2 separate regions of the Homo sapiens genome follow, and region 2 is linked to region 1. The links are chromatin loops, found by intact Hi-C in ENCODE. Cell type or tissue: tibial artery. All regions are shown on one strand. Each heading gives the region's core, and the rest is flanking DNA. Links, peaks and the distances in the headings are about the cores only. Region 1 has its middle 20 kb from the start of FOXO1. Region 2 overlaps COG6 (component of oligomeric golgi complex 6).

What was found. Hi-C counts contacts between places; a loop is a spot of excess contacts. Peaks named below come from ENCODE experiments on the same cell type or tissue, not always from the same donor. Only the 100,000 strongest peaks of a DNase experiment are listed, where the experiment ranks them.
Region 2: a loop joins it to region 1, with 27 times the contacts of the local background. A loop is called at or near these places in 85 of 110 quality-filtered maps.

Annotation. Positions count from the first base shown.
Region 1 is chr13:40,677,646-40,694,842 of GRCh38, reverse strand. No RefSeq gene overlaps it. Among named protein-coding and RNA genes, the nearest start is that of FOXO1, 20 kb to the right of the region's middle. RefSeq lists enhancers at 12,640-13,404, 13,405-14,169, 14,170-14,934. In tibial artery, for the core only: no CTCF peak of the experiment used is centred there; no DNase peak of the experiment used is centred there.
Region 2 is chr13:39,686,725-39,694,724 of GRCh38, reverse strand. It overlaps COG6 (component of oligomeric golgi complex 6), which reads right to left. Exons shown (of 19, transcript NM_020751.3): 9 at 7,094-7,222; 10 at 6,926-7,017; 11 at 4,901-4,965; 12 at 1-91. Among named protein-coding and RNA genes, the nearest start is that of MIR4305, 27 kb to the right of the region's middle. In tibial artery, for the core only: no CTCF peak of the experiment used is centred there; no DNase peak of the experiment used is centred there.

The DNA of each region.
Region 1 (17,197 bases), core at 1,748-9,747:
AGCTACAGGGGAGACTGAGGCAGGAGAATCGCCTGAACCCATGAGGTGGAGATTATGGTGAGCCGAGATTGTGTCTATGCACTTCAGCCTGGGCAACAGAGCGAGACTCTGTCTCAGAAAAAAAAAAAAAATCTTCAGTTCCCTTATCTGTAAAAAGGGTGTGCAAATCCTCATGGCAGTTTGCTGTGAGGAGAAAAGGAGTGAGCAGAACATTGAGCCTGCACATGGCAGGTGCTCAGTGAAGAAAAGCAACTACAGTTAACATTCAGACAGAAAGCTGAGTGCTTCATTTACATTTTATCATCTCAATTCTCCAAGCAAGAGTTCCACTATGTTTCTGAAATCTGAATTTCCTGTTGATCAAAAAGCTTATATATGAGGAACGAAGTAGAGTTTTGTCTTTAAATACACCATACTTACTCATTTTTATAAAATAATCTCAACTTATTTTAGGTTAAGAGGGTACATGTGCAGGTTTGTTACCTGGCTATATTGCATGATGCTGAGGTTTAAGGTATGATTTATCTCGTTACCCAGGTACTGAATATAGCGCCTAATATAGTTCATTTTTCAACCCTTGCCCCACCCCAGTAGTCTCCAGTGTCTATTGTTGCCATCTTTATGTCCATAAGCACCCAACATTTAGCTCCCATTTATAAGTGAGAACATGCAGTATTTGGTTTTCTGTTTCTGCATTAATTTGCTTAGGATACTGGTCTCTAGCTGCATCCACGTTGCTGCAAATGACATGCTTTCATTCCTTTTTTTTTTTTTGACAGAGTTTCACTCTCGTTGCCCAGGCTGGAGTGCAATGGTGCAATCTTGTCTCACTGCAACCTCCGCCTCCTGGGTTCAGGCGATTCTCCTGCCTCAGCCTCCTGAGTAGCTGGGATTACAGGCATGCTCCACCATGCCCGGCTAATTTTTGTATTTTCAGTAGCGACAGGGTTTCTCCATACTGGTCAGGCTGGTCTTGAACTCCTGACCTCAGATGATCCACCCTCCTCAGCCTCCCAAAGTGGTGAGATTACAAGTATGAGACACTGCACTCAGCCATTTCATTCCTTTTAATGGCTGTGTAGTATTCTGTGGTGTATACGTACCACGTTTTCTTTATCTGCTCCATTGTTGATGGGAACCTAGGTTGATTCTATGACTTTGCTATTGTGAATCGCACTGCGATGAACATATGAATGAATGTGTTTTTTTGGTAGAACAATTTATTTTATCTATTTATTTATTTTGAGATGAAGTTTTCACTCTTGTTGCCCAGACTGGAGTGCAATGGTGTGATCTCAGCTCACCGCAACCTCTGCCTCCCAGATTCAAGCGATTCTCCTGCCTCAGTCTCTTGAGTAGCTGAGATTACAGGCATGCGCCACCATGCCCGGCTAATTTTGTATTTTTAGTAGAGACAGGGTTTCTCCATGTTGGTCAGGCTGGTCTCGAACTCCCAAACTCAGGTGATCTGCCTGCCTTGGCCTCCCAAAGTGCTGGGATTACAGGCATGAGCCACTGTGCCCAGCCTATTTTTTTTTTTAATATATACCCAGTAGTGGGATTGCTGAGTTGAACAGTAGTTCTAAGTTCTTTGAGAAATCTGCAGACTGTTTTCTACAGTGGTTGAACTAATTTACATTCCCACCAACAGTGTATAAATGTTAGTGGGAATGTAAATTAGTTCTCTGCAGCCTCGCCAGCATCTGTTATTTTTTGACTTGTAATTGATAGCCATTCAGACTGGTGTGAGATGGTATCTCATTGTGGTTTTGATTTGCATTTTTCTGATGATTAATATGATAGGCATTTTTTCATATTTTTTTTTGGCCACTTGTATGTCTTCTTTTGAGAAGTGACTGTTCATATCTTTTGTCCACTTTTTTTTTTTTTGACACGGAGTCTTGTTTTGTTGCCCAGGCTGAAGTGCAGTGGCACAATCTCAGCTCACTGCAACCTCTGCCTCTCAGGTTCAAACAATTCTCCTGTCTCAGCCACTTAAGTAGCTGGGATTACAGGCATGCGCCACCACGTCCCACTAATGTTTGTATTTTTAGTAGAGATGGGGTTTCACCATGTTGGCCAGGCTGGTCTCGAACTCCTGACCTTGTGATTCACCCGCCTCGGCCTCCCAACGTGCTGGGATTATAGGCATGATCCACTGTGTCTGGACTTTTGTCCACTTTTTAATGGGGTTGTTTGTCTGATGCATACTTTGCAAATATTTTCTCCCATTCTATAGGTTGTCCGCATGCTCTTGATAGGTTTTTTTTTTTTGAGACGGAATTTCTCTCTTGTTTCCCAGGCTGGAGTGCAATGGCGCGATCTCGGCTCACTGCAACCTCCGCCTCCCAGGTTCAAGCGATTCTCCTGTCTCAGCTTCCTGAGTAGTTGGGATTACAGGCATGCACCATCACGTCTGGCTAATTTTGTATTTTTAGTAGAGACGGGATTTCTCCATGTTGGTCAGGTTGGTCTCAAACTACTAGCATGATCATGGCTCACTGCAGCCTTGACCTCCTGGGCTCAAGTGATCCTCCCACCTCAGCCTCTTGAGTAGCGGGACCACAGGCATGTGCCACTATACCCAGCTAATTTTAAAAATGTTTTTATAGAGATGGAGTATCCCTATGTTGCCCCAGCTTATACTTCTCAGCTTAAGCAATCCTCCCACCTTGGCATCCCAAAGTGCTGGGATTATAGGCATGAGCCACTGCACCCAGGCTGCAATTGCTGTTGAGAACTTAGTCATAAATTGTTTCCGAAGGGTGATGTACAGAATAGTGTTTCCTAGCCTTCCTTCCTCTCCCCTCCCCTCCCCTTTCCTTCCCTTCTTTTTTTCAGACAGGGTCTTTCTCTGTCACCTACGCTGGAGTGCAGTGGTGTGATTTGGGCTCACTGCAGCCTTGACCTCCTGGGCTCAAGTGATCCTCCCATCTCAGCCTCACAAATAGCTGAGACTATAGGTGCATGCCACCACATCTGGCTAATTAAAAAAAATTGTTTTTTTTGTAGAGACAAGGTCTTATGTTGCCCAGGCTGGTCTCAACCTCCTGGGCTCAAGTTATCCTCCTGCTTTAGTCTCCCAAAGTACTGGGATTACAGGCGTGACTTACTGCACCCAGCCTGGTCTGGGATTCTTATAGTTTGAGGTCTTACATTTAGATCTTTAATCCATCTTCAGTTAATTTTTTTATGTGGTGAAATATAGGGGTTCAGTTTCATTCTTCTGCATATGGCTAGCCAGCTATTACATCCAGCACCATTTATTGAATAGGGAGTCCTTTCCCCATTGCTTAATTTTGTCAACTTTATCAAAGATCAGATGTAGGTGTGCAGCTTTATTTCTCGGTTCTTCACTTTGTTCCTTTGGTCTATATGTCTGTTTTTGTACCAGTACCATGCTGTTTTGGCTACTGTAGCCATATAGTATAGTTTAAAGTCAGGTAATGTGATGCCTATAACTTTGTTCTTTTTACTTAGAATTACTTTGGCTATTTGGGCTCTTTTTCGGTTTTATATAAATTTTAGGATAGTTTTTTTTTTTCTAATTCTGTGAAAAATGGCATTGGTAGTTTGATAAGAATAGCATTGAATCTGTAAATTGCTTTGGGCAATATGGCCATCTTAACGATATTGATTCTTCCAATCCATGAACATGGGATGTTTTTCCATTTGTTTGTGTCATCTGTGATTTCTTTCAGCAGTGTTTTGTAGTTTTCCTTGTAGAAGTCTTTCACCTCCTTGGTTAGATGTATTCCTAAGTATTTTACTTATTTATTTTTTGTGGCTATTGTAAATGAAATTACATGCTTGATTTGGCTTTCAGCTTGAACATTATTGGTGTAGAAAAATGTTACTGATTTTTGTACATTGATTTTGTGTCCTGAAACATTGCTGAAGTCATTTATCAGTCCCAGGAGCCTTTTGGCAGTCTTTCTAATTCAATAAACATTTATAGAAGACCCACTACATGCAAAGCTTAAAGAACATGAGGCCGGGCATGGTGGCTCACGCCTGTAATCCCAGCACTTTGAAAGGCTGAGGCGGTGGATCACCTGAGGTCAGGAGTTCGAGACCAGCCTAGCCAACATGGCGAAATCCCATCTCTACAAAAATACAAAAACTAGCCAGATGTGGTGGTGCGTGCCTGTAATCTCAGCTACTTGGGAGGCTGAGGCAGGAGAATTGCTTGAACCTTGGAGACGGACGTTGCAGTGAGCTGAGATTGTGCCACTGCACTCCAGCCTGGGTGACAGAGCGAGACTAAAAAAAAAAAAAAAAAAATCACCTTAGCCACTCAGAGTGCAAAGTGAAGAGAAAGTGCCTGAAATTTTAGAGCTTACAGGAGATGTGACAGTGTCTAATGCAATCGGTAATAATTTGGAAAGAGTTCAATAAAGTATTTTTATCAAATGCAGAGTTGCCAAAAATCTGCCTTCTGCAAACCCATCCTCCACACTGTTTCTGGAATGGTTGCTAGGTGCTAGTTATATCAAAAACAAAGACTCACTCACTCAAACCTTTTTAAGAGAAAAAGGGTTTGTGGCAAGTTCACATGGACTGGACCTGGATCTAAGGCTGGTCTAGGGCCAGTTCTTCTGTCTGGATCTCGTGGTCTTCATGCTCCCACTATAGTAGCCTGGCCTCCTCCCTTTACCCAATGGACAGTGTTGTCTTTCTTTCTTTCTTTTTTTGAAACAGTCTCACTCCTGTTGCTTGGAGACTGGAGAGGCTGGAGAGCGTGGTGCAATCACAGCTCACTGCAGCCTGGACCTCCTGGGTTTAAGTGATCCTCCCATCTCAGCCTCCCAAGTATCTGGGACCAAAGGCATGTGCCACCATGCCTGGCCCAATGTTGTCTCATCCTTGTAAACTTCAACATGGAAGGAGCCAGGCTGGCTGGCTTTGTAATGACCATAGTCCCTATTGACCAGAACCATCCTTTCAGGCCACCTCAAGGTCCTGCCCTGGATCAGATCCTCTGGTCCCTCTTCTCTGATTATGGTCAACCATGTCCAGCTCAGTCCAGGGCAGCTTCCCAGAGCAGGGGCTGTGGGCAGGTTGGCTTCATGTAGAAGGGGAAGTTGGTGTCTAAAGTCCTGTATCCACCTGACAGACAGGTTCAAGATATATTTTTTAAGACAGAAATTATGTCATGGGGCCAGGCGTGGTGGCTCATGCCTGTAATCCCAGCACTTTGGGAGGCCGAGGCAGGTGGATCACTTGAGGTCAGGAGTTCAAGACCAGCCTGGCCAATATAGCAAATCCTTGCCTCTACTAAAAATGCAAAAATTAGCTGGGCATGGTGGCTCATGCCTATAGTCCCAGCTACTCAGGAGGCTGAGGCAGGAGACTCACTTAAGCCTGGGAGGCAGAGGTTGCGGTGAGCCGAGATTGTGCCATTGCACTCCAGCCTGGGCGACAGAGCGAGACTCTGTCTCAAAAAAAAAAAAAAAAAAAAAAGAGAGAAATGAATAAATAAATAAATTATGTCACGGTACCTCTTTCTCATCATCCTTTGTTTTTTCTTTTTCTGGGTTTTTCACCCATCACCTATGGTTATAGTTTCCAATCAACGATACTTGGGGTGATGCTTTTTGACTCCACCAAATCAGTGGCCTGAAGAATAGAACCAAGAGCTTGCTTCCTTTTATTTTTAAAGCAGAGGTCCCAAAGTCTTAAAATGCATCTTATTCATTTTCAGTGGCTAGCATGCTGGCTGGCAGAGCTGACAGCCAGTAAATGTTTGATGAAAACAGAACAAAACAATAAGGCTTTATTAATCTATCATAACATGATAGACTAAGTAGGTGAAAACCTCCGTCTGCTTCCTTGTTCTGAAAAAATCTTCCTCATTTCCATTCTGTTTTCTTTAATTCTCCACTTGAGGGCCACTGATAGCTCAGCCCGGGGCTGCCCAGGCCGTTTTCCTCATCTTGCCCTCAGCACAGGTAGAGATACAGAAGGGATCAAAGCCCAGATCCTTCTCTGTCCTCACACCTGCACATACCTGCTCAACACACTCAAGTCTGTAAAATCATCCTACATCTATTAGCCTACAGCCAGCAAAATCCAGAATTGGGGTAAGTGGGCTCCCTAATGGAAACATAACTTACTGGAGCGTGGTTCTACAGGAAGATAATGTGGAGCACTTTGCATCTCCTTCCGAAGCATCACCTTCGTATCTTCCCCAAGAATAGTGGGGATGAAAGAACCCAACAGAAATCAGTTTCTCCAGAGTGATCTGTGAAAATACAGTGTCGATAATGATAACCTTTTATTTACAAAGTCTTTCAGGGCCAGGCATAGTGGCTCATGCCTCTAATCCCAGCGCTTAGAGAGGCTGATGCAGGAGGATGGTTTGAGCGCAGGACATCAAGGTTACAATGAGCTATGATTATGCCACTGCACTCCAGCCTGGGCAACAGAGGGAAACCATATTTCAAAAAAAGAAAAAAGAGGCCGGGCGCGGTGGCTCACGCCTGTAATCCCAGCACTTTGGGAGGCCGAGGCGGGCGGATCACGAGGTCAGGAGATCGAGACCATCCCGGCTAAAATGGTGAAACCCCGTCTCTACTAAAAATACAAAAAGTTAGCCGGGCGTAGTGGCGGGCGCCTGTAGTCCCAGCTACTTGGGAGGCTGAGGCAGGAGAATGGCGTGAACCCGGGAGGCGGAGCTTGCAGTGAGCCGAGATCCCGCCACTGCACTCCAGCCTGGGCGACAGAGCGAGACTCCGTCTCAAAAAAAAAAAAAAAAAAGAAAAAAAAAGGCTTTGGTGGCCCTGCATTGATTAAATGGCAAACTTCACAGCTCTGTACCTTTCCACGTGCTAGAGTACCACCTTCCTTCTCTAACTGGGAAACTTGTTACCATCCTGTCCTCCTGTCCTCCAAGACTAAGCTGGCTGTTCTGGGCTTCCCTCCTAGGCTCTCCAGGAAGGACTGGCCCTGGTGTTCCTTTTGTTGTTGCTGTTTTTAATTGAGATGGGGTCTCACCATGTTGCCCAGGCTCGTCTCAAACTCCTGGGCTCAAACGATCCACCCACTTCAGCCTCCCAAAGTGCTGAGATTACAGGTATGAGCCATTGCACCCAGCCCATGGTGTTCCTTTTGTACCCGCGGGCACAGCATCAGCCACAGGGCCCTACTGTTAGATCAGCAAGATGGCAGGTCTGGTCCCATGGCTGACTTGCTGTGTTACTGTGCATAAATTATTTAACACCTCTGTGCCTTGGTTGCCTTATTTGATAGCGACGTAGAACTTCTGATATGTTGGATAATATGAATGAAATACTTAGAATGGTGCCTGGCACACGGTAAGCATGGACTAAATGGTAGCTCTCATTCGAGTATCTACCATAGTTTTTAACATGGGATAAGAAAGCATCAGTGAATTTCTTCTGGAATAACTGTGTAATCATAGGTTTTCTCTAAGTAAGTTAGTGGTGGAACTCAGAAAACAAAAACAGAAACAAACCCAGGGCAACTGCTTTTTAAATCAGGGTTTCCAACTTTTCCCACCTGTAGGAGTTGTGCTTTTAGCACAAGGAGACCCTACCTTCCGTTCAACAAGACGGCAAAGGCCCTAATGCGGTTGCTTATAGGTGTCAGGCTCTCGTTATTCTTTTTTTGAGACAGGTATTTTAGTAAAACTATGGGATGCAGTAGGAATGATTTGCATTTTAATAGGCTTGGTCATAAAAAGTATTCTTCTGGCTGGGCGTGGTGGCTCACGCCTGTAATCCCAGAACTTTGGGAGGCCAAGGTGAGCAGATCACCTGAGGTCAGGAACTCGAGACTAGCCTGGCCAACATGGTGAAACCCCATCTCTACTAAAAATACAAAAATTAGCTGGGCGTGATGGTATGTGCCAGGAATCCTAGCCTACTGGGGAGTCTGAGGCAGTAGAATCGCTTGAACCTGGGAGGCGGAGGTTGCAGTGAGCCGAGATCATGTCATTGCACTCCAGCCTGGGCAACAAGAGTGAAACCCCATCTCAAAGAAAAAGAAAAGAAGTATTCTTCTTCCTGTGCCTTCCCTTTCCCTAGAACACAAGCTGAGATTTGAAGTTAGTCAAATTTTCACTGTCCTTCTGACCTTAGGAGAAATAAACCATGGAGATGAGCTCAGTTTTCAAGTTGTCTAGTTCCTGTGAAATTATAATGGGTAGGTTTGGCTCTAGAAGAACTGTCAGTTGAGGCATCCTTTTTTTTTTTTTTCCTACAGTATGGCTAATAATGGCAGTTTTTAAAATTGAAGCTAAAACACCTAGAATTAAGATTTTGGCAGAACACACTGAGACATTCCATGGTTTTGGACATTTTAACTATATGCCTTGATAAAATGTTCACTTCTCACTTAACAGATTTTAAAAGCAAGAGGTGGAAATAAATGGTAGAAATCAAAGTTATATGACAAGTGTACTTCAAATGCTTCTCCTCCAATTAATTTTAAAAGCAAAATTAGGATTAAAAAAAAGGATGAGGCTGGCATGGTGGCTCATGCCTGTAATCCCAGCACTTTGGGAAGTCGAGGCAGGTGGATCACCTGAGGTCAGGAGTTTGAGACCAGCCTGGCTAACATGGTGAAACCCCATCTCTACCAAAAATACAAAAATTAGCCAGTCTCAGAACCTGGTCTCAAATAAATAAATAAATATTTAAAAATTAAATACAATTTAAAAAGTGTTACTATGTGCAAATTGATGTTGAAAATTATACTGCTGCTTAAAGCAGTGGTTGCTTTATTTGGGACAATTTTTGTTTCCATTTAATCCATAATCATTCTAGTCCCAGTTCTTACACTCCTCCTTACCACTGGCCCTGCTTGCCTTAGTTCCCTTCCATCCACTGATCTCATGTGGCATGATATGTTTGTCTGTTATCCTTATAGAAAACTTGGGTTTTATCATAATAGCTATTCATCAGTCACCTTCTATTGTTATTCTAATTGTTCATGGAAATTCAAAGCATAATATTTCTTTAAAGATTGATCCATTCCCAGTGCCTACTTCTTTCCTTTATCTCAAGTGAAACAAAGATTCTAGTTTTAGACTAATAAGAAAAATGCGCCAGGTGCGGTGGCTCACATCTGTAAGCCCAGCACTTTGGGAGACTGAGGCAGGTGGATCATGAGGTCAAGAGATCGAGACCATCCTGGCCAACATGGTGAAACCCTGTCTCTACTAAAAATACAAAAATTAGGTCTGGGCGCGGTGGCTCACGTCTGTAATCCCAGCATTTTGGGAGGCCAAGGCGGGCGGATCACGAGATCAGGAGATCGAGACCATCCTGGCTACATGGTGAAACCCCGTCTCCACTAAAAAAAAAAAAACACACACACACAAAAAATTAGCTGGGTGTGGTGGCAGGCGCTTGTAGTCCCAGCTACTCGGGAGGCTGAGGCAGGAGAATGGCTTGAACCATTGCAAATGGCAGGGTTTGCAGTGAGCCGAGATCGCGACACTGCACTCCAGCCTGGGCAACAGAGTGAGACTCCGTCTCAAAAAAAAAAAAAAAAAAAAAAATTAGCCAGTCGTGGTGGCGCGTGCCTGTAGTCCCAGCTACTCGCGTGCCTGAGGCAGAAGAATTGCTTGAACCCAGGAGGAAAAAAAAAAAAAAGATAGCTTTAGGCCAGGCATGGTGGCTCAAGCTTATAATCCCAGCACTTTGGGAGGCCGAGGCAGGTGGATCATGAGGTCAGGAGTTCGAGACCAGCCTGGCCAACATGGTGAAACCCGGTCTCTACTAAAAATACAAAAATTAGCTGGGCATGGTGGCAGGAGCCTGTAATCCCAGCTACTCGGGAGGCTGAGGCAGGAGAATCATTTGAACTTGGGAGGCAGAGGTTGCAGTGAGCCGAGATCACACCATTGCACTCCATTCTGGGCAACAGGGCGGGATTCTGTCAAAGAAAAGAAAAGAAAAGACAGAAAGAAAGGAAGGAAGGGAGGGAAAGAAGCAAGCAAGCAAGCAAGCAAGCAAGCAAGCAAGCAAGCAAGCTTCAACCAGCCCAGGAAGTTTTAAAAAAATTAGCCCGGCATGGTGCAACACACCTGTAGTCCCAGCTACTTGGGAGGCGGAGGTGGGAGGGTCACTTGAGACCGGGAGGTCAAGGTAGCAGTTAGCCTGATTTTGCCACTGCACTCCAGCCTGGGCGACAGAGCGAGACTCCGTCTCAAAAAAAAAAAAAAAAAAAAAAAAATTAATTAATTAATTAATTAATTAAAAGAAAGATGCTTCAGAGAGAGTGAGAATATCTAAGAGAAATTCTCTCTTAATAAGTATCTTTAGAAAGTTTCCCCAAATTATGCAACTGATAAACTTTTTTTCCCCCAGCAAAGCTCAATATTAGAACAAAAGATGCAGACAAGTCAGATACCTAATGTTAAAAGATGCCTGTATAATGAACAATAATGAAAATAGTGGCCAGGCACAGTGGCTCACTCCTGTAATCCTGGCACCTTGGGAGGCAGAGGCAGGCAGATCACTTGAGACCGGGAGTTCGAGACCAGCCTGGCCAACATGGTGAAACCCCATCTCTACTAAAAATATTAAAATAAATAAAAATTTTAAAAAACAAAGCAAATGGCTGGGTGCAGTGGCTCATGCCTGTAATCCCAGGACTTTGGAAGGCCAAAGTGGGTGGATCACCTAAGGCCAAGAGTTCGAGACCAGCCTGACCAATATGGTGAAACCCCGTCTCTACTAAAAATACAAAAATTAAAATTAGCTGGGTGTGATGGCAGGCGCCTATAGTCCCAGCTACTTGGGAGGCTGAGACAGGAGAATTGCTTGATCACGGGAGGTAAAGGTTGCAGTGAGCCAAGATCACGCCACTGTTCTCCAGCCTGGGCAAGAGAGAGACCCCGTCTCAAAAAAAAAAAAAAAAAAAAGGTAAAGTATTTATGTTACCTTAAGATATTATAAAAATGAAACTGCAGGGCACGGTGGCTCACGCCTGTAATCCCAGCACTTTGGGAGGCCGAGGCGGGAGGACTGCCTGAGCTCAGGAGTTCGAGACCAGCCTGGGCAACACGGTGAAACCCCATCTCTACTAAAGTACAAAAAATTAGTCAGGCGTAGCAGTGTGCGCCTGTAATCCCAGCTACTCAGGAGGCTGAGGCAAGACAATTGCTTGAACCTGGGAGGTGGAGGTTGCAGTGAGACGAGATCACGCCACTGCACTCCAGCCTGGGCGACAGAGCGAGACTGCATCTCAAAAAAAAAAAAAAGAAAGAAAAAGAAAAAAATTTTGGCTGGGCGAAGTGGCTCACCTCTGTAATCCCACCACTTTGGGAGGCCAAGGCAGGTGGATTACGAGGTCAGAAGTTCAAGACCAGCCCGGCCAACATGGTGAAACCCCATCTCTACTAAAAATACAAAAATTAGCTGGGTGTGGTGGCACGTGCCTGTGATCCCAGGTACTTGGGAGGCTGAGGCAGAATTGCTTGAACCTGGGAGGTAGAGGTTGCGGTGAGCCAAGGTCATGCCACTGCACTCCAGCCTGGGCTACAGAGCGAGACTCCATCTCAAAAAAATAAAAATAAAAATAAGACAAATGTTAAAGGCACATAAAAGGCTCTTTTTTTTTTTGACTTTTCTGAATTTTATTACCTTTTCTCTAAAAGTTAACTTTTTTGCAAATGGCTATTAATGTCATATACCAGTAGAGGGCGATAAAACATTACTTTTTAGTATTATCTTAAAACTACTTTTACCAGAGTGGAAAAAGAATTTTTGGATAACTTTTCTTTTGCCCCTTCACAAAAGAAAACGATCGAAGACACTAGCAAGATGGAGAAACATAGTTCAATGGGAAGATCAAAAGTAACAGACAGATTACCATGACCTAAATTTGCAGAAGGGAGAATCATCATCTGTGTAAAAACTATAGTGACAGCTCTGTTTAGATTGGTTTATGTCTCAGGGAGACCGCCTTTTGTGCTAGCTCTCTGACACTGCATAACAACTGTGGGCAATTACGTATGGAAATCCTTCAAGCTGAAACAAATTGCAAAACTTAAGTGCACTTAGTCTGTTGTACCTTTTGTGGATCTAGAATACGTAACTTTAAAAATCTAGATTGTAATAGCTTCTAGATAGATGACAGTTTGGGCGTGAACCATTTAGCCATCCACTTGTGGTATGGCAGGAGTATATGGTGAGGAGTGGCCAGCTAACATTCTCAGGGGTCGGGGTGCCATGTTTACGTGGGCAGGCTTGATTCCTGGAAGCCGAGCTCATTTACCAGAAGAGCAGCCAATACCATGAATAAATCTGGTCCTGAAAAAGTAAATGCTCTGTTTCTTGGATTATTTATTTATATCAGATGGAGGGGGACAAGAAAGCTTATGCCTTTCCCTGTGGCCATGCAGCGCATGTGAGAATGTGCACTATGGCCGGCGCGGTGGCTCACGCCTGTAATCCCAGCACTTTGGGAGGCCGAGGCAGGTGGATCACCTGAGGTCAGGGGTTTGAGACCAGCCTGGCCAACATGGTGAAACCACATCTCTACTAAAAATACAAAAAAAAAATTAGCCAGGCATGGTTGGGGGCGGGTGCCTGTAATCCCAGCTACTTGGGAGACTGAGGCAGGAGAATTGCTTGAACTCGGGAGATGGAGGTTGCAGTGAGCCCAGATCATGCCATTACACTCCAGCCTGGGCGACAAAAGTGAAACTCTGTCTCAAAAAAATGTAAAAAAAAAAAAAAAAGAGAGAGAGATAGAATGTGCACTGTATTTAGCCTAGCCTGTGGCATTTTGTTTTGCAAATTTTAGTAGTATGGAAGTAAACTATCAGCATAAGAAAAAAGAAAATTCCTATGGCTCTGAATATGTTAGGATTTCTATCAAACACAGGGCCCAGCCCAGCCAGTTCCCAGTGGGGTAGGCTCGGCCCTTGGTCCCTACCAACACATTGACTGCTCTCCCCACAAGGTGATTTCACTGCACTGGACACAAGATGAGATGGTTTAGATGCTGGCACTGGAGCAGCTGCAGTAATGTGAGCTGAAAGGAATGCAGTTGTATGTCGAGAGTGCCAATTTCCAAAGCAGGTTCTTGAAAGGCTGTTTCTCTTCGTATGGTGAGGGACCTGTGCTGTTATCAAGACTAGGAAGGAAGGAGATTCATTAAATGTCATCATCAGCCTGAACAGGTGGTTGGCAAAGGAACGGAAAGCACGGAGATGAAGTTTTAGAGATCGGGGTGATTGCTGGCAACTAACATTATCAACTGTGATTCCAAGAGGCCCCAACTGTGGGAGGCCTGGAGGAAGCCACAGAGGTTATCTGGAGGGCCAGAGCTTACAATCTGGTTGGACTGGATCCAGCTGAATCCATCTGAGGCCAGCTCCAGGAAAGGCAGGTCTGGTATCAAGATGTACAGCAGACCATGGTGGGTGGGGAGCTCAAATTGTACTTACGGGCAACTGGGTGTGGGGAGGAGGGTTGTATGGCTCTGCAAGCATAGACCAGATCCTATGGCTATCCCCACATGAGATAGCGGGAGGATATCCTATGGGAGTTAGCCATAGGATCTGGTCTAAGCTTAACTTGAATTTCAATAGGCTGCCTTTTCTTTTCAATGAGCCCTCCTCACGAATACTTTGCATCCAAAAACTTTCTCCTTCTAATGTTCTAAGGGCTGCCAGCTGCCTCGGGCAGGCTCTCCAGAAGCCTAGGGAAGAGATACAGGGGTCAGGGAAGCATGAGTTGGGACCTCTTTTTTCTCCTATTCTTACCTGTGTTCAGCCTGGTTTACTGAAAGCAAGAGGTAATGAGCCTTTGTGGATGGGTGTGGCTGAATCATTGTGCGTTACCGATACAAGATGATCTGGAAGAAGCCCCTGATGGAACCTAAGGCCCTGGTGGAGTTTCTTTGAATATCATCAGAGGGAACTTGAGACCCGAGATACAGAGGGGACTGCAAACAGGCCTGCAGTGCCTGGGGCTGATTCCACAGGCAAGCACCTGTATCATTATCTCAGGCGACCCCCACAGCAGGAAGATATTATTATGCCAAGTACTCAGATAATGAAACTGCCTGGAGGAATAAGGAGTAGAGCCTGAATTTGAATTTACCACTTTGTCCTGCTGAGTGGTTGGTGAGGGAGGGGTAATAAGCATTAGAGCTATTAACTAAGGAAGCAGCATGGATTACTGGTTAGAAGCAAAGCCGTGGCTCTAGCCTGCCTGGGTTTGTATCCCAGCTGTGCAAGTAACCAACCTCCCTGTGCCTCAATTTCCAATCACACCTGCCCAGTAGGGTCTTGTGAAGATTAAATGAGTTTATATAGAAAAGTGCTTAGAGGCTGGGTGCGGTAGCTCACGCCTATAATCTCAGCACTTTGGGAGGCCAAGGCTGGCAGATCACTTGAGGTCAGGAGTTTGAGACCAGCCCGGCCAACATGGTGAAACCCTGTCTCTACTAAAAATACAAAAGTTAGCTGGGCGTGGTGGCATGTGCCTGTAATCCCAGCTACTCGGGAGGCTGAGGCAGGAGAATTGCTTGAACCCGGGAGGTGGAGGTTGCAGTGAGTCGAGAGTCGAGATCGCGCCACTGCACTCCAGACTGGGCGACAGAGCAAGACTCCATCTCATTAATAAATAAATAAATAAATGAATAAATAAATAAATAAATAAATAAATAAGCTTAGAACAATACCTGGCACATAGTAAGTCAGTTTTCCTGTATGGTGCTGACTGTGCCGCTTTGTTAAACAACTACGCATTAGAAGAGTGGGTTTGGTTGAGACTGCCTCTAAAATTAGTGCTTTATTTGCTTAACTGCCTCCCTGAATTAGGGTCCTTTCATTCCTCATTTGAATGTTAAAAACCTAACCTATGTTTGGAAAAACATAATTGATCATACAGTCATTGTAATTTGCGAGGGCTGCCCTAACAAAATACTACAGACTGTGTGGCTTAAACAACAGAAATTTATTTTCTCACAGTCTGGAGTCCAAGATCAAAGTGCCAGCAGGTTTGCTTTCTCCTGAGGCCTTGCTCCTTGGTTTGCTGACGGCTGCCTTCTCCCTGTTCTCACATGGTCTTTCCCCTGTGCAGGCATCCTTGGCGTCTGTGCATCCAAATCACCCTTTCTTATGAGGACAGAGGTTTGACTGGTAAGGCCTAGCCTAACGGTCTCATTTTAACTTAGTCACCTTTCTAAAGGGCCTGTCTCCAAATATAGTCATATTCTGCCGTAGTGGGAGTTAGACATTTAGCATATGAACTTGGGGAGGAAGAACACAATTCAGACCAGAATAATCAGGTTCCTTGAGGGAAAAAAAAGAATTTAGATGTGCTAACATCAGTCAAAGAATGACGAGTATCATTGAAAGGAAGAATTTGAGTGCCTGGGAGCAGCCTGGTCACTGGTGGGTATCAGAGCTCATGATCATGTGTATGTTTGAGAACCGCAGCACGCTTCGGGTTTTCAGTTGAGTAAGAAATAATTATTTAAAAAATTTCCCTAGCTTTTTTCTCTTGTTCTTTTTCTCAGCCAGCTAAGAGAAGAGGGAATGTGGCACAGGGCTCGTGGAGGGAGGTAAGTTAAGTGTCTACTCTGATCCAGCCCAAGAAAGGCCCTTGAATAGCTCCAGGAAACAAAAGAAAGTACTTTATCCATTATGACCATTTTAATAAAATCTCCATCGCGACCCATTTAAAAATAATTTTTCATCCAGGCACAGTGGCTCATGCCTGTGATCTCAGTATTTTGGAAGGCCGAGGTAGGAGGATCACTTGAGGCTAGGAGTTTTAGACCAGCCTGGGCAGTACAGTGAGACCTCATATCTATAAAAACATTAAAAAATTAGCCCAGTGGCCAGGCGCGGTGGCTCACACCTGTAATCCCAACACTTTGGGAGTCCAAAGCGGGCAGATCACGAGATCAGGAGCTCGAGACCAGCCTGGTCAACATGGTGAAACCCTGTCTCTACTAAAAACACAAAAATTAGCTGCGTGTGGTGGCGTGCACCTGTAGTCCCAGCTACTCGGGAGGCTGAGGCGAGAGAATCACTTGAACCCAGGAGGTGGAGGTTGCAGTGAGCCGAGATCACACCACTGCACTCTAGCCTGGGAGACAGAGCAAGACTCCGTCTCAAAATAAATAAATAAATAAACAAACAAACAAATAAAAATAAATAAAATAAAAAATAGGCTGGGCACAGTGGCTCATGCCTGTAATTCCAGAACTTTGGGAGGCAGCAGCATGAGAATCATTTGAGGTAAGGAGCTCGAGACCAGCCTGGCCTAGATGGCGAAACCCAGTCTCTATTAACAATACAAAATTGGCCGGGCGTGGTGGCTCATGCCTGTCATCCCAGCACTTTGGGAGGCCAAGGCGGGCAGATCACCTGAGGTCAGGAGTTCTAGACCAGCCTGACCAACATGGTGAAACCCCATCTCTACTAAAAACAAAAAATTAGCTGGTTGTGGTGGCACGCACCTATAGTCCCAGCTACTTGGGAGGCTGAGGCAGGAGAATCGCTTGAACCCAGAGGCAGAGGTTGCAGTGAGCAGAGATCGCGCCACCACACACTCCAGCCTGGGCAACAGAGCGAAATGCATCTCAAAAAAAATTTTTTTAATAAAAAAATAAAAAATAGGCCAGGCTTGGTGGCTCGTGCCTATAATCCCAGCACTTTGGGAGGCCGAGGTGTGTGGATCACTTGAGGTCAGGAGTTTGAGACCAGCATGGCCAACATAGTGAAACCTCGTCTCTACTAAAAATACAAAAAAATAGCCGGGCGTGGTGGCTCACGCCTGTAATCCCAGCACTTTGGGAGGCCGAGGCGGGTGGATCATGAGGTCAGGAGATCAAGACCATCCTGGCTGACACGGTGAAACCCCGTCTCTACTAAAAAAATACAAAAAATTAGCCAGGCATGGTGGCGGGCGCCTGTAGTCCCAGCTACTCAGGAGGCTGAGGCAGGAGAATGGCGTGAACCCGGGAGGCGGAGCTTGCATTGAGCCGAGATCGTGCCACTGCACTCCAGCCTGGGCGACAGAGCAAGACTCTGTCTCAAAAAAAAAAATAATAATAATTAGCTGGGCGTGGAGGCAGGCGCCTGTAATCCCAGCTACTCCGGAGGCTGAGGCAGGAGAATCGCTTGAACTCAGGAGGCAGAGGTTGCAGTGAGTGGAGATCACGCCATTGCACTCTGGCCTTGGCAACGAGAGTGAAACTC
Region 2 (8,000 bases), core at 1-8,000, 1.0 Mb after region 1:
TGATTGTATGGTGATAAAATTTGAGGAGATTAGAAATTTTATATAATAAAACTGCCCCAGGTTCAGCAACTATTACTTGCTCAATTCGAACCTATTAAAATATGTGAGAGGAAAGTAAACATTTCTTAAAAGTATAACTTTTTTTCATTAATAACATATGGTATGAATAGCATAACAAAGATAAAATTTTATTACTGCAGAGATCACAAAATGCCTCCTAAATAATTTCTGAGTAGTAAGTCATAGAAGATGGTAAAGTAACAAACATTTTAACAGAGATATACTCTACAAAAATCTGACCCATTATTTGCAGAATTTGGTTCAAGGCAGTTGTTACCAGAAATGTCAATACATTGAGATCATTTGAGATTTATCACCAGTATATAATGGAATTTGGTTCAATATGAAATTGAAAAGGCAACTGTTACATCCCTAAAACAGATTATCAATGAAAACATAATGCTTTATTGCTAAATATTCAAGAAAAAAATAAAATAAATTCCAGTCTATAAATTATTATATCGTTTGTCTATTAATCAAAGAATAGAAAACTAGGCAAATCTTGAATTAGCACCAACATATTTGCCAAATTATAAGACTACCAGGGAAAAATCAGATCTAGTTCAAGATTAATTTGATTTGCCTCAAGATTTAGGAAATATGAATCTTTTCTAATTAAATTCCATCCCTCACTGATCCTTCTTTTATATTATCTCATTAATGAATACAATCTAAACTACACTGATAAATGCTTACTTAAATATTGTATCTGTCCTTAAGCTACTGCTTACATTCTATCTTCTTGCTTTCCTAACTAGTTTCTAATACAAATACAGTATAGACATTATGTCTTCTGCCTATTTTACATCTCTGTAGCATCTGGTAGAACAGTATACACACAACAGATGTTTAATATATGCTTTTAAAAACTGAACTTTCTCTGTATTTAGATTTTGGCATATGTCATAAAACAAATGTGATTTGCTAAAATGAGATTTTATATCTGCATATGAAAACCTCTTAGATTACAGAAATCAATTTACCTTTACATTAATATGTTTATGAAATTGATCTGTTGGTATAGGTGATAGACTATCTAATTAACACAATACCATGGATCATGAATGGCATTTGAACTTAAAAAATATATTTTTCCATGATTTATTTTTAAATCAAGGCCTTAACAGTGACTTAAATTATACATTACATCAATAAAAGTGATATTTTCTTAATTTTAATATAATTATTACAGCAAAATATAAAAAATGTTAGTTGTAGGCAAACAGCTCTTTACTAGCAGATTTTAAACAACATCTCAGCTATCCGGCCAGCTGCCTTCCAGAATTTTGAGGCATCAAGAAAATATTCTTAGTTCTGACTCCCTTAAGAAAGAGAGAAAAGAGGGGAGAGAAAGAAAGAAAGGAAAAGCAAAGAGGGAAAGGAGGGAGAAAGGAAGAAAAAACAAAAACAATTTCCAACTCTCTCCATGAATATAAAGGTTTTGAGGGAAAGTGGCAATAAAGAATACAACAGCTACAATACAAAATACAACAGAGAAAGGCTGGAAAATCAGGAGACTGACAAATAATACACCAAGAATGCTTTGTTTGCCACACAGAAATAAACACTCTGTCTTATGAGAGCTATATAAGAGGGTAACCATTTTCAGCAAAACCCAACAGTCACAGGAGAAACAACAAAGGACAAGAGAAACGAAAAGTAAAAAGTAAAAAAAGGTCAAAGAGACTTAAAGGAGTGGTGGTAGCAGCAACTGACTGGAAATTATCACTGTGATGACAGTGGAGGGAAAAATCATTAGCAGAGCTGGAAAGCAGCAACGGGAATAATGGCTCAGATATAAAGTATGTTGGAACAGACCCTGGCACATCATAAGCACTCAATAAATCCTAACTGCATTACGAGAAGCAGCATCAACCATAAAGGCAGAGATATTAAAAGTAGCAAAATGAGCTTCAGGCACCCTGACAGCAGAGAAGGTAGGGAAGAGCTAAAAGACAGAACAGTGGCTCTCCTCTCCAAGGCCAGAGAGAAAGCTAGAGCAAAAGCGAGAGCAAGAGAAAGAGAGTGGGTTTGTGTTCATGAAGGGGACACAGGAAGAAGGGAGGACTAAAAAAGATGATGACAAACCTATTTTACCTTAATATCACAGACAGCTGCTCAGGGTAGACATCTGTTCCTATGTATACCTCAATCTGAGGGTCCAATGACTATATTGTGTACAATATTCAGCTTTATTTTCCATGTCATTGATCTTTTACATATACCTGCTTTCATAGAACCCACCATAATCTAAGGTCTGTAGCATACACTACACTAAAGTTTTTATTAAAAGAGAAAATTCAAATGATAGCTGGTAATCTCTCAGCAATCTAAAACATTCACATAAAAGAAGGATTTTATACCCATGGGCTTAAAAAAAAAATTTAATATATTAGTTCTGGTCTTTCTAGCTACAGTTTTGGAATAAAGACATGTACAAAGTAATAGGGTTGATGCTGATGAGCCACGGTACCCCCTACACAACATATGCAATCTTAAACTTAGAGCACAGATTCTTTAAACTGGCAATAGGTTTACAGATCTTATCTTAATGCATACATTTACAAATATTTAATCTACTACCTATGATGTTTCACTTTACTAAGACAAAGAAAAGATTAAACAAGGTAGAATAAATCAAATATATAGTTTCTCAAGGATTATCTCCCATTACCACTATAACCTTTTATGTTTCTAAAAATCAAAATCTCTTATTCCAAAAAAAATTCATATCTACAAAGAATAATGATGGACAGAAAAGTAGCCATAACATCCAATATCATATGTCATTAGAAAAAGTTTAGTTGCTTATCAATTAGGAAGAAGAAATTTTGTATGAGTGGGATTACAAGAGCAGATTGATCACTAGAAAATTTCAGAATTATAATTGCAAAAAAAAATAATTAAAGTCGAAATTTTTTTCCTCAACTAACAACTATCTCACTGAAAACATAAGATACTCAAATAAGGTCATACAGAAAAAAAATTCTTAAAATACTGTAACACTGTCTATCAGTATATAAGGAAGGGAAGGTATGAGAGTTGCTGGATTACATATCACTATCAAGCTAATTTGATACGTAACTATTGTGAACACCTGCTAAATATTCTCTGGATGCAATACATATTATCATCATATGGAAAGATTTGAAGTTTCTGCCATTTCAGAAAAGGAATTTTTCTTCATTTTACAACAAAAAGATGCTTGTCTGCTTACTAGTGTCTTCTTTACCTTTGGCATCTTACATTTAAATTTGCCAGCAGATCACAATAATGTCCTACAATTGCCATAAAGATCTTTCTGGGTATGTACATTAAAGGAAGATGAAGTGAGAATTTCTAAGTACATTTTAAAACAAAGGCAGACTTCAGTATATAAAGTCTTTATACAAGTGGCTGGATTAGTTTAAACATTTTTAATATAATAATTCTTACTCAAACCAGGACAGGAAACTGAAAAGTCCATTATAACCCTTAGATTCTAAAATTATAGTATTTATAAAATTACTTTTTAAAAAGAAAAGGAAAAGCATACACCTACTATGTACCCACAAAAATTAGAAAAATTGTAAAAAGAAACATAATTACATAAGCAAGGAAGGGGGGAAGGTAAGGCAGATAAAGTAAAATTTACTTATCAAAGTGACTAGGAGTTTAATTTAACTATATGAAGTTATAAAAAGGTATAAAAGCATAGCAAAATAAATTTCATTTTATTCCTCCTCTTCTTCTACCTTTCCAGTAACTGCCAGTATACAAAATAAACAACATTTATATAAGTTATATATGTCTACATCAAACTATGACAAGTAAATATTTCATTTGGGAGAAATAAGTAAAATAATTTCAAGATACTTAGCCATTTATTTACTGAATATACAGTTAGGTCCTATGAGATCAAGTTAGAGTAACAGTTAAATTTGTCAATATAATCAATTGTCACCAAGTGTGTCATCTGAGATTTCCTTGCCTGAAGCATATACCAAAAAAACAAAAACCTTAGAAATAAAATAAAATTAATTTTAAAGTTCATTTCTTGAAAAATTAATTACTAAACTTCTGGATTTCAATTTCTATGTATGAAATTAAAGTCAATCAATGAAGTTGGTTTACAAGGAAAAGTAAACCAACAATTGCCAAGTATTCTCTAAATATTAATAAAGGAAAATAAAGGTATTTACCATCTGCTAAATACTTAGTGTCATAAACTATGTACTTCATCTACACAGTCATCCTCACAACAACCCTGGATGATAGGTGTTTTAATATACAGGTCCCACCAGAGCATAATTCAGGTGCAGAAGAGTTAAGCGGATGCAATAAGTAAACACAATTAAGTGGCAATATGGGAATTCTAACTCAAATTTGATTCCAAATTCTGTTCCTTGCACTATAAACAGTATTGATGATAATACCAATACACATTATTTTATCCTTGGATTAATCATTATTTATTGCTATGACAAGCAAAAACTCTTCTATGCTTGAAGCAATCAAGTAAACAAAATATTCTTAGTAAATCTCTCTGTTAAGAGTTCATAGATTCGCTGTTTAAATTTAATAGATTTTTTTCTCAATTGAATAAGAAAAATTACTACAGGAAATATAATCTGTAAAAAATAGGTCAATATATGCAAACTACAAATATTTCCAATTTTCTTTCTCAGAGAGAAAACTGGCAATTATTATTTTAAAATGTTTCTTATTAGTCTACATTAGTGTGCTAATTTGAAAAAATTATAGATTGTATTTGAGCTGGTATCAGTTTCTTAAGTTTCTATAAATAAGGTAATAATTTAAGCAGGTACCATATAGCATATGTAAAAACAAAATATTTTACCTTTAGAGGCCTGCACACACCTTCAGTGATATGCCCAACAACTTCTTGAATATTTTCTTCAACACCTAAAATTAATGACTACATAATTAATATTTGTTTCCATATTATACTTTGCTTCATATAAGTTCAAAAAACTAACAAATAATATATAATACATATAATTAATGGCACTAATGACTTTTAAAATAACCATAACAATATTTTAGTAAGTTTGATATCTCTTGGGACATTACTAATTGTGTTAACATATTAATTGTGATAATACCTAATGTGTCTAGAAAGCCTTGTTAATTCATCTGACTTTGAGTTAATAAAATAAATATTTCTTTGTGAAAAAGATTAAAGTTATAAGACAGAGGAAAAAAAGAGGGTGAAATGTATTAATTGAATGAAGTGATGCCAAGATGTATTAGCATTTGTTTTACAAACATCTTGTTCCAGGCAGTGCTGCTTAGCACATACACTGAGGGTATAAAGATGAAAAATATACCTTGAAATCTTTCAGAAAAACTGGTATTTTCAAAACACCAACTATTTATCAAACTCTGTACTGGGTATTTGACATTTACTGCTTGTAATCACCTTCATTTTCACAGATGGAAAAACTGAGGCCCAGAAGATTGAAGTCATTCATGTAGAATAACCTACTTCAACTAACTACAGTCTATTTACTTCCTTAATACTGCCTTATACTTTTCTAAAACATCTTTAAGGAAACACATTTATTTAAACTGGGTAAGGAGAATAATAACAGAAAGAGAACCTAACGATGCACACTTTGTGCCAATCTAACATATATGCTGAGTCTAATCTTGATACTGAAGAGTTAGAAGCTATAAAGTTAGTATTACCACCAATTTGTAACACTGACTCATCTTGCAGATAATGTGAACCACAGAGATGTGTGGCTGAGCTATGTAAAATAGTCAAGTGATACCAAGCCACAGTGTCTCTCTTAACTTCCTACCAAAAATAGAACACTTTAAAATCATACACTAAACCCTCAAACTCTAAAACAGGCCTCTTTAGGTAATCACAACTAAGAAGATTTGGAATTCTGTAAACAAGACATCAGCAACTCTCAACTACAGTTATTTTTCTTCCTTGACATCAAGACAAAAATTTTAAGTACATTTAGTACATATGGTGATGTAGTTTGGATGTTTGTCCCCTCTAAATTCAAGTTGAAATGTAATCCCCAATGTCGGAGGTGGGGGCCTGTGGGAGATGTTTGGGCTATGGGAGTGCATCTCTCATGAATGGCTTGGTGCTGTCCTCACAATAGTCAGCGTTGCTTAAAAGTGTGTGGCACCTCCCCATCTCTCCCATCTCTCTGTCTTGCTCCCTCAATCACCATGTGACATGCTGGCTCTTCCCCTTTTGCCTTCCACCATGACTCTATGCTTCCTGAGGCCTTCACCAGAAGCAGATGTTGGCATCATGCTTCCTCTACTGCCTGCAGAACCGTGAGTCAAATTAAACCTCTTTATAGGTTACCAATCTTCAGGTGTTCCTTTATAGCAATGCAGAAACATACTAACAGATATGATAATTGTCTTAAAATTTTAAAACAGTGCCATGAGAATGAAAAAAGAGGCTGGGTAGCAGAAATGAAAGAATTAGTAGCTTAAAGACCTAAAACAAGTCACTCAGCCTGTTTACACACAGATAAAATTAAGATAATATCACCCTGTACCTTTAAAGTGTCATGCAGAGGATTTGAGAAAATGTATGCTAAATATTCCAGAAATTTCTTAAAAGTGACACAGAGGAGTCTAGGTTTGATATGAAAGGTCACTAGGTTTCACTATAAAACTGAACAGTTGAGTGACAGGACAAAGGTGATGGAAGAGAAAGTCTATTAGCAGAATGAGGGAGAATCTAGAGAAGAGAAAGAGTAATCAGGATGCTTATTGTACCATCAAGGTGTTTATCTAAGTGAAGAAGATGGCAACAAGAACAGAAACAGAGATGCTTGTGTTATTTTCTATATTTAGGCATTAGCAATACAATTGGTGGACCCACCTTGTGTAGTTACATGCTTTAAGAGAGCTTCAAGGTGTTCCTTTTCAGAAGCAGTAGCTTGATGGAGCCAAGCCAACATATCTCCTACATACCTAATGAAAACTAAATGTTAATGAAGATTTCCTTTGGAAAAACATCAACTCCTCTTCTGCTGTCTGATTACTATACCTCAAAGGGTCATGAGAATGCATTTCAATTGGTCTAGGTGTACCTCCGGGGCCCCCTCTTGTGAGCGCATCAATAAATCCACGAACAACTGTACTTCTTCTGGCTGTTCCAAATTCATCTAAGGTATATCTAGAAGAAACAAGTTATATAAAAAATGGTTGGGGTTGTTTCTAGTGGCTATATCAGACTATTCACGCAATTTCTGAGACAACCAAGTACTTAAAAAGCACTTAAAGCTCCTTTAGATATTCGGTCAAGCAACATTGCTTTCAAACAAGAAAAAAATATTTAAGAGATAACTTCAGCTCATTGAAAATTCAATCAAAAAGTAAAAACTTTTACCCCTCCTAAGAAACAATGCTGGGATTTGGGACTAAAGCAGAGGCAGCAGTAATAAGGGATAAAGCAATGGACTTAGTAAAAGTAGGAAAATCAAGCCAAGGTGGGAAGACTTAACTTTTTAGGTTTCAGTATATTCACTATACTAGGTTTCGGTATATTTCAGTATACATATTTGCAGTCTAAAACATGATGCTCTACTGTTTTACGTAAAGCCATAACAGTTCTCAAAAACTGATTATAATTAGAACTCTGCAAATCCAAGGCTGGGTGCGGTGGTTCACACCTGCAATCCTAGCACTTTAGGAGGCCGAGGAAGGTGGTCACTGGAGCCCAGGAGTTTGAGACCAGCCTGGGCAAAATAATGAAACCCTTTCTCATTATTAAAAAAAAAAAATAGCCAGGCATGGTGGTGCATGCCTATAGTCCCAGCTACTCGGAAGGCTGAGGTAGGGGGATCACTTGAGCCCGTGAGGTTCAGGCTGCAGTTAGCAGTGACTGCTCCACTATACTCCAGCCTGAGCCACAGAGCAAGACCCTGTCTCAGAAAAAATAAAAGAATTCTGCA